2 separate regions of the Homo sapiens genome follow, and region 1 is linked to region 2. A link is an interaction called in ENCODE POLR2A ChIA-PET data of the cell type or tissue named here. Cell type or tissue: HepG2. All regions are shown on one strand. Each heading gives the region's core, and the rest is flanking DNA. Links, peaks and the distances in the headings are about the cores only.

Evidence for each region. Peaks named below come from ENCODE experiments on the same cell type or tissue, not always from the same donor. Only the 100,000 strongest peaks of a DNase experiment are listed, where the experiment ranks them.
Region 1: POLR2A ChIA-PET joins it to region 2 with 5 read pairs; 3 of 35 experiments call an interaction of 5 or more read pairs at or near these places.

The regions. Positions count from the first base shown.
Region 1 is chr6:154,535,794-154,540,187 of GRCh38, forward strand. No RefSeq gene overlaps it. Among named protein-coding and RNA genes, the nearest start is that of CNKSR3, 27 kb to the left of the region's middle. In HepG2, for the core only: no CTCF peak of the experiment used is centred there; a DNase peak (open chromatin) is centred at 2,368; H3K4me3 peaks cover 948 bases.
Region 2 is chr6:154,438,404-154,442,797 of GRCh38, forward strand. CNKSR3 (CNKSR family member 3) reads right to left here. Exons shown (of 13, transcript NM_173515.4): 3 at 3,685-3,887; 4 at 2,889-2,976. Among named protein-coding and RNA genes, the nearest start is that of CNKSR3, 70 kb to the right of the region's middle. In HepG2, for the core only: no CTCF peak of the experiment used is centred there; a DNase peak (open chromatin) is centred at 1,808.

The DNA of each region.
Region 1 (4,394 bases), core at 261-4,260, 97 kb after region 2:
GCAAGAAAAGAGTCCCAAAGAAGAACAACTGTTCTGTAACTGCTAAGAGTAGGGCAAGAATCTTTTATTAGCTGAAAACAATAGATTTTTTATCCTATTTTAAAATGAACTTTTTTATTTTAAAATTTAAAAAGCAAGATTAGCAGAAAAGCAGTCCAATATTTAATCATTTATGGCAGAATATTTTATAGATGATGTTAATATAAAAACAACAGAACTCAGCTATTCCAAGAGAGAGTCTTCCAAGATTTCCCAGAAAAGCAACATTGGATGCCAGATGTTCGTGCAGTTGAAGGATTTGCATGGTCCCTTCAAATTCATTTATAAACAGAAATTGATGATCATATCATCAAATTTCTAGAATGAAAACCAAAGGAAAGGATTTCCAAAAATAGGATACATTTTTTTTTCAGGTTTTAAAATTCGCAGCTAGTAATTCTTGCTAAGATGAAAAAGTAGTCACTCAAAGAGCCCACATTACCTTGGTGCATAGCTTTTCACCGACTGCACAGAGACGGTTAGATAAACCGTCTAACACAACAAAATGAAGAAGGATGCAAGTTTGTCTTGGGGGTTTCCTGTCTTCCCTTTCCCTTTTCCTCACCTTCAGCAGCTCCTCCTTCCCCCACCCACCCTGTTTCTATCTCTGAGTTCACCGCCTTCCCAACCCCCGGCAGTCTCTGCTTTCTTGACCTGAGTCGGGTTCTGACTTAACCACTGGCTGTCGGCAGGACCTAAGCCATGGCACATCTCCTCTGAGCCTCAATTTACTCATTTATAAGATGGGAATGATAATCTGCCTGCCACCCCAGGTTATTAGGATTAAATGAAAACACTTTTTGTAAATTATATAGCTCCAGACAAAACTGTCAAATTATTAACCCCCTAACATTTATATCCATGTAGAGTATTTATGTGAGGCAGACCCCGCACCAGGAGAGGGTGTCAGAAATGCCCCTGGCATCCTGGATGTCCTGAAAGGGAACCAGTTCAGAAGCCCAGTGGCATTGTGTGGGTGGATGGAAAAGCTGGGCCAGAGGGTTATTCTGGGCTTTGTCAGGCTCTCTCCTTTCTTCCTCACTCGTTTCCTTCAACATACCTGATCACCACTCAAGGATTCGGGGATCCAGCCCTTTATCTCCATAGATCCTCTTATTCCTGTAGGACCGTCCCTGAACTTTGACTTCCCTTCCCTTTTTCACCATTGAATTGTTATCCTCTTACCTACACAGTATTGAGCTCCACAGCCCAACACTTCGAATGTCTGCAACCAGCAGCCTTCCATTCTGTAGTTCTGGGGACCAGAGCACAGTGTAAGGGCTCCGGTGGCCAGGGCAGTGCAGGAGGATGGGGGAGGCAGACTGTGGGAGGAGTTCATGGGCAGAACTTAAGCTTGGGTATGCTGCAGAAGGCAAGGGGATCCCAAATCCTCTGTGAATAAATGCAGTTAGATCATGTGATGTGGGGGAGATGGTACTGGTGGTGATGATAATGACAGAAAGGAATGGTAGGTTTCACAGGGAACATTCCGGATTGGTAACAAATACACCAAAGCAAGAACCTGTGTGTATGTGTGTGTGTGTGTTCTTTTTTTACAGTGATATTAATTACAGCAATTTACATGAAATGTTAAACATAGATGCTTAATGACCGTGTGTCCCTGTGATGATTATGCTGCTCACTAGAGATGCGTGAGCTCAACTGTATTGTTTTCTTTGACAACAACAGCAAAGAGCTGCATCTGCGTGCTCCTCTTACCCCGCGCTCATCAGTTCCCTGTCCCCAGCAAGACCAGCAAAGGCCATAAAACCCCAGCTGAGCCTGCAAGGCTGTCGCAGAGGCCCCACAGCCCGTGTTAATGCGTTTGGGAGGTGTGTGAGTGAGTATGTGTTTTTCTCCTCTGTGTCTTCTATCTCCCCCTTTTATTGAGCTGCTGCAGTTAAAAGAAGACCAAAGGTTGGCGGGTGTTGAATACTTGCCCACAATAGCTGCATCTCACGTAGTGATTTAAGAGTTCTTTTAACATCAGCAGCAAACTAAAACACTTAAACAAAAGGGCCTTTGTGTGATTTTTAGTAACAAAGGGATCTAGAACGACCGTCTTGATACTACATTTCTTATTTTTCCCAATCTTACATGTTATTGAAATAACTAATTGGCACAAATTAAATTTTCTTTCTTTTTGGAGTATATGCAGACAATGACCTTACTACTTGTTATAAATCATCTTCCAGCAGGGGAAAACTAAAGCAATAAGAAAGGTTTTTTGTCTCCTAATAAATTCTATGACAAGTTAAAAGCCAGGGGGAAATACAAAAATAAATAAAATCCAGCCCAGATTTCAAAGGCATTACAACATAGTCCAAGGGTCAGGCAGCCCAAGCACTGTAGCTGTGATATAAGGAGATGTTAGGGCCTTTGCCCATTTAACAACGCACTGCGAAATTGCAGAACAAAAAGTTTTGTATTTTCATTCAAATTTTAGGTTAAAAAAAGGTGTTAGGGCCTTTGCCCATTTAACAACGCACTGTGAAATTGCAGAACAAAAAGTTTTCTATTTTCATTAAAATTTTAGGTTAAAAAAAGGAAAGGAGGACTGAGAATGCTTATATCATATGTTATTAAACTCTGCCAAACAGATTTAGCTATAATCACTAAGAATTTTAAAATAGCAAATCCTATATTTAAGAAGCTCATCAGTGAAATAAGAGTTCCTTGTTTTGTTTTGTATGTTTTCAGCTTTTAAATACTAAATTCTTTCCCCAACCACAGCTTTCCTTATGCTAGATTCTGGTACAGTGGATTTACTTTTATACGGTGGCAAAAAACGTGGGTGCACTGCACAAGAATTATAAAACATCTTTTGGGGAATAATTAGAAAAATAGATACTGTGAGTTAGGAAGAGAAAACATAGATAAAGCAGAAGCTGAGGGTTTTGTAATAAAGCCTTGTATAGATCATGGACATAATGTTAGAGAACATGGGAAAGCAAACCTGATACTCAAAGCTGTCTTTCTGCATGTTAGGAGGGCAGGAGCTGAGATGGATTACAAAGATTTGTTCATGCTGGCATGAAGCTATTGTGGGCAGAGCCAAGGCTACACAACCTTGTGTCCTGGGAGCAGCTAAACATAAGGATCGGGAAACTGAGCAATGCCTAACTGTATGGAATAGCTGAAGTAAATATTTCTCTGAACTTTTTCCATCTCAGGCATTCAGGTCTGCCTCTCCGGGGACCATGCTGGAAAGCTAAGAGACTGTAACAGCTGTGGGTCGTGAAGCCAGAGAGGCACTGAACAAATGCATGGAGGACCAGAAAGGGGAAAAAAATACTATAGGATCTATTTTTTTTAATTAAGTAAAACTAATTTATTTGAGATCTTAGGAAAGGAGGAGAGAAAGAGCATCTGATGACAAGAAATGGTTCGTTACTCATTATTAGTTGAACATGGATAAGATGTTAACAAAAACATTTTTATTTGGTGTACTCTTATTTTATTAAATGTAAAAATATGTAAAGAGATGTTTTTATATAAATGCTAAGTAAATTTTTATCACACAAAAGTTTTCATTTAACTGAATCTCTCTTGGGTTTGCACATAATTAGGCTTGTTTTATACAGAAAAGCCTCTTATGGGCCTCTTTTATAGAGAAGGAAAGCATTGAAATTCCAGTCTTAACAGAAGAGTGGTGAAAATACCTCCACTATTTAAGTTGAGAGCAGAATATTGATACTTGGCTCCTTTGCCCAATATTAGGACTATAGAAAGATATGCACACACACACACACATACACCATATATATTTATATATATATGTATATATATCTATATATATATATTTGATCATGACAATAGTAAACCCTTATTTACACAGCCTATGGTTATAGTGACTTTCTTAACAACAGTCAACTTTTGCTTTAGCTATTTCCTTCAATGGATCTTTTAAAAATTGTTGGTGGCTGGGGATGGTGACTCACACCTGTAATCTGAGCACTTTGGAAGGCCGAGGCAGGAGGATCACCTGAGCTCAGGAGTTTGAGACCAGCCTCCTGAGCTCAGGAGGCAACATGGTGAAACCCCGACTCTACTAGAATTACAAAAAATTAACCAGGTGTGGTGGCGCATGCCTGTAATCCCAGCTACTCAGGAGGCTGAGGCACAAGAATCGCTTGAATCTGGGAGGCAGAGGTTGCAATGAGCTGAGATCGTACCACTGCACTCCAGCCTGGGGGACACAGCGAGACTCTGTCCCAAAAAAACAAACAAACAAGAAATAAAAAAATTAAAAACTATTTGTAAAGATACACCCATGATTTCCTTACAAAAGTTCCTATATTAATCTTCTGAGAGTTAGAATACGCTATCTCCCACGCCTCCACCCCTTCCTCTCA
Region 2 (4,394 bases), core at 261-4,260:
GCATTTTAGGTATTTATGGTAACCATTTATCTTCATACCACACTTTTTTTTTGCCTTTTTTCTTTTTTAACTCAACATTAACTTGTAGAAATCCCACCAAATTATCTGGTAAGGTAAATATTTGTATTCCCATTCTGTAAATGAGAAAATTGAGGTTCAAAAATTATAAGTGACTCGTCCAAGGCCCCAGGGCTAATTAATGGTAGAGGTAGGATTTGAACCTATAGCTGCCTCTCTCTGAAGAATATGCTCTTAACCACTAGACTAACCTCCCTCAGTGAGCACCACAGGAAAAAGAGAAACAGAAAATGAATGCGGAAACAAACAAAACTAATACCTCTTGTGTCCCTTGAGTTCTGATAAAAGTCAAATTCTCAGCAGCCTATCTGTCCAAAGCATTATTTCGTTCATATAACACACATTTAAAAAGCACCATTCATCATGTCCCAGGCATTCTTAGGCCCCAATAAGCTGGGCAGGCGCAATGAAGACGCTCACAGGTACCTTTCTGATGTGACCAGGACATGTACCTCCTATGGGAAGATTTTTTTATTTAATCATCAGTTCATAACGATCGACCCCTCTCTACAATTACCAGGAAAAGTAGCACTTGAGATGATGCATAAGCCCATCCCATCAGACAAGCACAGACTTCTCCTGGCTGAATTACTCAAGTGTCACCTTCTCAAGGAGGCGGCTCTAGGCACGTATCTCAAACTGTACTCCCCTCACTCCTTCCTGTGCGCCTTCCCTCCCTAGCATTGCTCTACCTTAATATAACCACATATATTCATATATAAAAGTCTGCTTATCTATCCATTTTCTCTCCAGAGACTGTATGCTCCAGAAGGTCAGGGACTTTTTATCTGTTTATTCACTCTGGTATCCCAGGGCAGCAGACACAGAATAAGTGCTAAATAAAAATGTATTGAAAGAAGTGTCCAAATACCTCGGAAGCCAACATCAACTTGCTCAGGCAGAAGTTCACCCCGTGAAACAAACATGACCCCCCCTGCCTTCACTTTCATCCCTTTCTCTCCTCTCCCTACATTGCAGTGGGGACAGCCTGAATCAGCCACACAGTTGAGGACCCTTCACAATAAAACACAAATGTACCAACAAGCAAAACTTTCCCATTTGCTAATCACAATATTTAACTCTTTCATTTAATTGATCGCTAGTAAACTCTGTTAAAAATCAAAACAGGGCCAGGTGCAGTGGCTTATGCCTGTAATCTCAGTGCTTTGGGAGGTAGAGGCAGGGGAATTACTCGAGGCCAGGAGTTTGAGACCAGCCTGGGTAACATAGCAAGACCCTGTCTCTACAAAAAAATGAAAAATTAGCTGGGCATGGTAGCATGCACCTGCAGTCCCAGCTATCCAGGAGGCTAAAGTGGAAGGATTGCTTGAGCAAGGAGGTCGAGGCTGCAGTGAGCCACGATTACACCCCTGCACTTCAACCTAAGCAACAGAGTGAGACCCTGTCTCTTAAAAATAAAACAAAATCAAAATATGAGGAAAATATTACGGGAAGAGGGAAGCAAGGGAGAAAATGGACACTCAAGGTAGGTATCAGGGAAATGCCTTCAACCACAAATGCCATGCCTTCATGGCTGTATGACTAATGCATCACAACTGGTATCAGACTCTTTTTTGTCAAAATTACTTTATGCACCATAAAAAAGAGCAAAAACTCAGAAGCTACTTTACTTGCTCTGAGCACCTTTCTAAGATCATGACCTCAAAACTCCATGTGCCTTGAGAACAATGGCTGCTCAGGACTAGAGCAAACAACTGCCACGTGCAGAGACAAAGTTCACAATTCACATTCCAGAAACAACCAGAAAAAGCACGGCTTTTCAGAATTGCATCTCTGTTATGGCATGGTCAGGACAGAAGGGAGGATGTTCTTTATGTTTTGCCAAATCAGCAGTAGAAACAAATGTGGAAACAGAATTTTAGAACCAAGTGGGACGTGAAAAAACAACAAGCTCTTCCTTACATTTCATAGCCTCAATTCAATTCAAAAATATTTTACAAGCATCTGCTGCATGCCAAGTAACAGGACAGAAGGTAGTCCTAAGAGCTGATGGTCCAAGAAGAAATTTTTTTTTAAATTAAGATCACAGAAGCTCAATCAGTTACAGACTGGCTAATATAAAACTTCCTGAGCCTTTACTAAGATACCTAGGTCTGGGCAATGAGCCATGAGTGAAATTGACATGTGTCACTTGCAGTCCAGAACATCAGTCAGTGTGAGGACCTTCATGGTTTTTACCTTTCTGCCTTGGGGAAAGGCAACATGACATACTAGTGATTCTGTCAACCTATGTCCTGTATACATCTTGAAATGAGGAGTCGGAGGTGATTGCCCTCTAGCCCTGACCCATTTGGATGTAAATAATCAAGGAATAAACTGCTAAGGTTTGAGGTTTGGGGGTTGTTTGTTCCTGTACCACAACCTAGCCCATCCTGACTGGTAAATCCAACAACAAGAGGCCAAAATGAAAAGAAAATTAAGAAGCAGATATAGTAAAGTACTCAGAACAAAGACTATCATGCAACTTAGTTACTCCAGAATTTTCATTAAAAAAAAAAATTAAGTGCTCTAACATTTTAGGGGAAGTACAGGAACTATTAGTTCGCCTATTTTAAAACACACACAAAAAGGTAATCTTTAATTCAAAGGCCACTGGTCAGTTTTCAGAGAAACCATCTTTACAATGATCTAATTTAAAGCCTTTCATCTCTTCCCAGCTCTGATGGAAAAAAAACTGAGGTGGGGAGAGGAGAGTAGTACTTCATACCTGCATGAAAATCCTTTCAAGAAGAGGAAAAGCAAAAAAAAAAAAAAAAAAAAAAAGAAAGTGAAAATGACATACTACTGACCTTCTGGACTGTAGTGGTCAGGTCCAAGCAAAGCTGGATAATTTTGTTCTTCGTGACTGAGAAATCAGTGATCCCTGTAAACGGAGCCCTAGAAGGTAGCAACAATCCTCTTAAAAAGGGGTAGGGAGAATCCACGGGGATCCCACTGGATGTTGGTAAGCATAGCTACCCCATGGGCTACTCTAAATTCCTTTTTGTTTTGTTTTGTTTGAGACTGTGTCTCACTCTGTCGCCCAGGCTGGAGTGCAGTGGGATGATCTTGGCTCACTGCAATCTACGCCTCCCAGGTTCAAGCAACTCTCCTGCCTCAGCCTCCCGAGTAGCTGGGATTACAGGCATGTGCCACCAAGCCCAGCTAAATTTTGTATTAAATTAGTTTTTATTTAACTGTTTTCTCTCAAGTGACACATAAAATAGCAATCTGAATAGAAAGAGAGAAGGAATAGATTAAAAACAAAACAAAACAAAAATTGACAGTTAACATCCCTTCTGAAGTCAACTAACAGCTTTCATACCAATCAAATCCTCAACCATTAATGTTTAATCTCAGTAAAACACAACCTTTAGCACAGTTTCACTCTTCTCTAAGCTGAGGTTAATTTGTTCCTGCTATTAACCTTTTAAGTTAACTGGCAAAGGAATCCTAAAATCTACCACTGATCGAGGACTCCTTAAGAGCCGGTAAAAATGATATGAAAAGAACAATGGTTCCTTTTCCTAAGACAAAGTACAGCTTCCATGCAGCTTGGACTCTATCTACTCTTGCAGGGCAGTAAAAGGCACATCTCCAACTTACCGGTCCAGCCACGCCAGCAGGGCCTTGGCGGCGCCGATGAGCTCCACCACCGAGGTCAGGAACTCATTGGGGGCCTTGCGGGAGGTGTTGCCATCGTAAGCGGGACTTTTCCGTCGGCTACTTATGTAATTCTGTAAATTGTGGGAAGATGCTCTCAGTTTCAGAACCAAGTTCTTCATGTTATCAGTTTCGAGGCCATAATTCTGTGGAAAATAAAATCAAAGAGAAAAATTCAAAACAATGCACAATATTCGACAGGGCGCGGTGGCTCACGCCTGTAATCCTAGCACTTTGGGAGGCTGAAGTGGGCGGATCACGAGGTCAGGAGATCGAGGCCATCCTGGCTAACACGGTGAAACCCCGTCTCTACTAAAAACACAAAAAATTAGCCGGGCGTGGTGGCGGGCGCCTGTAGTCCCAGCTACTCGGGAGGCTGAGGCAGGAGAATGGCGTGAACCCGGGAGGCAGAGCTTGCAGTGAGCCGAGATGGCGCCACTGCACTCCAGCCTGGGCAACAGAGGGAGACTCTGTTTCAAAATAAAAACAAAACAATAAACAAACACCAATATTCAAACTCTCTGATAACTCAAAAGCCCAGTTAGTCACTTGAAAAAAACCTTACAACAACCACAAAACCCTATGTGATCTATCCCCAGCCCACTTCACTCACCCCACCCATATCAGCCTTCTCTCTGCTCCTTCCACAGCCA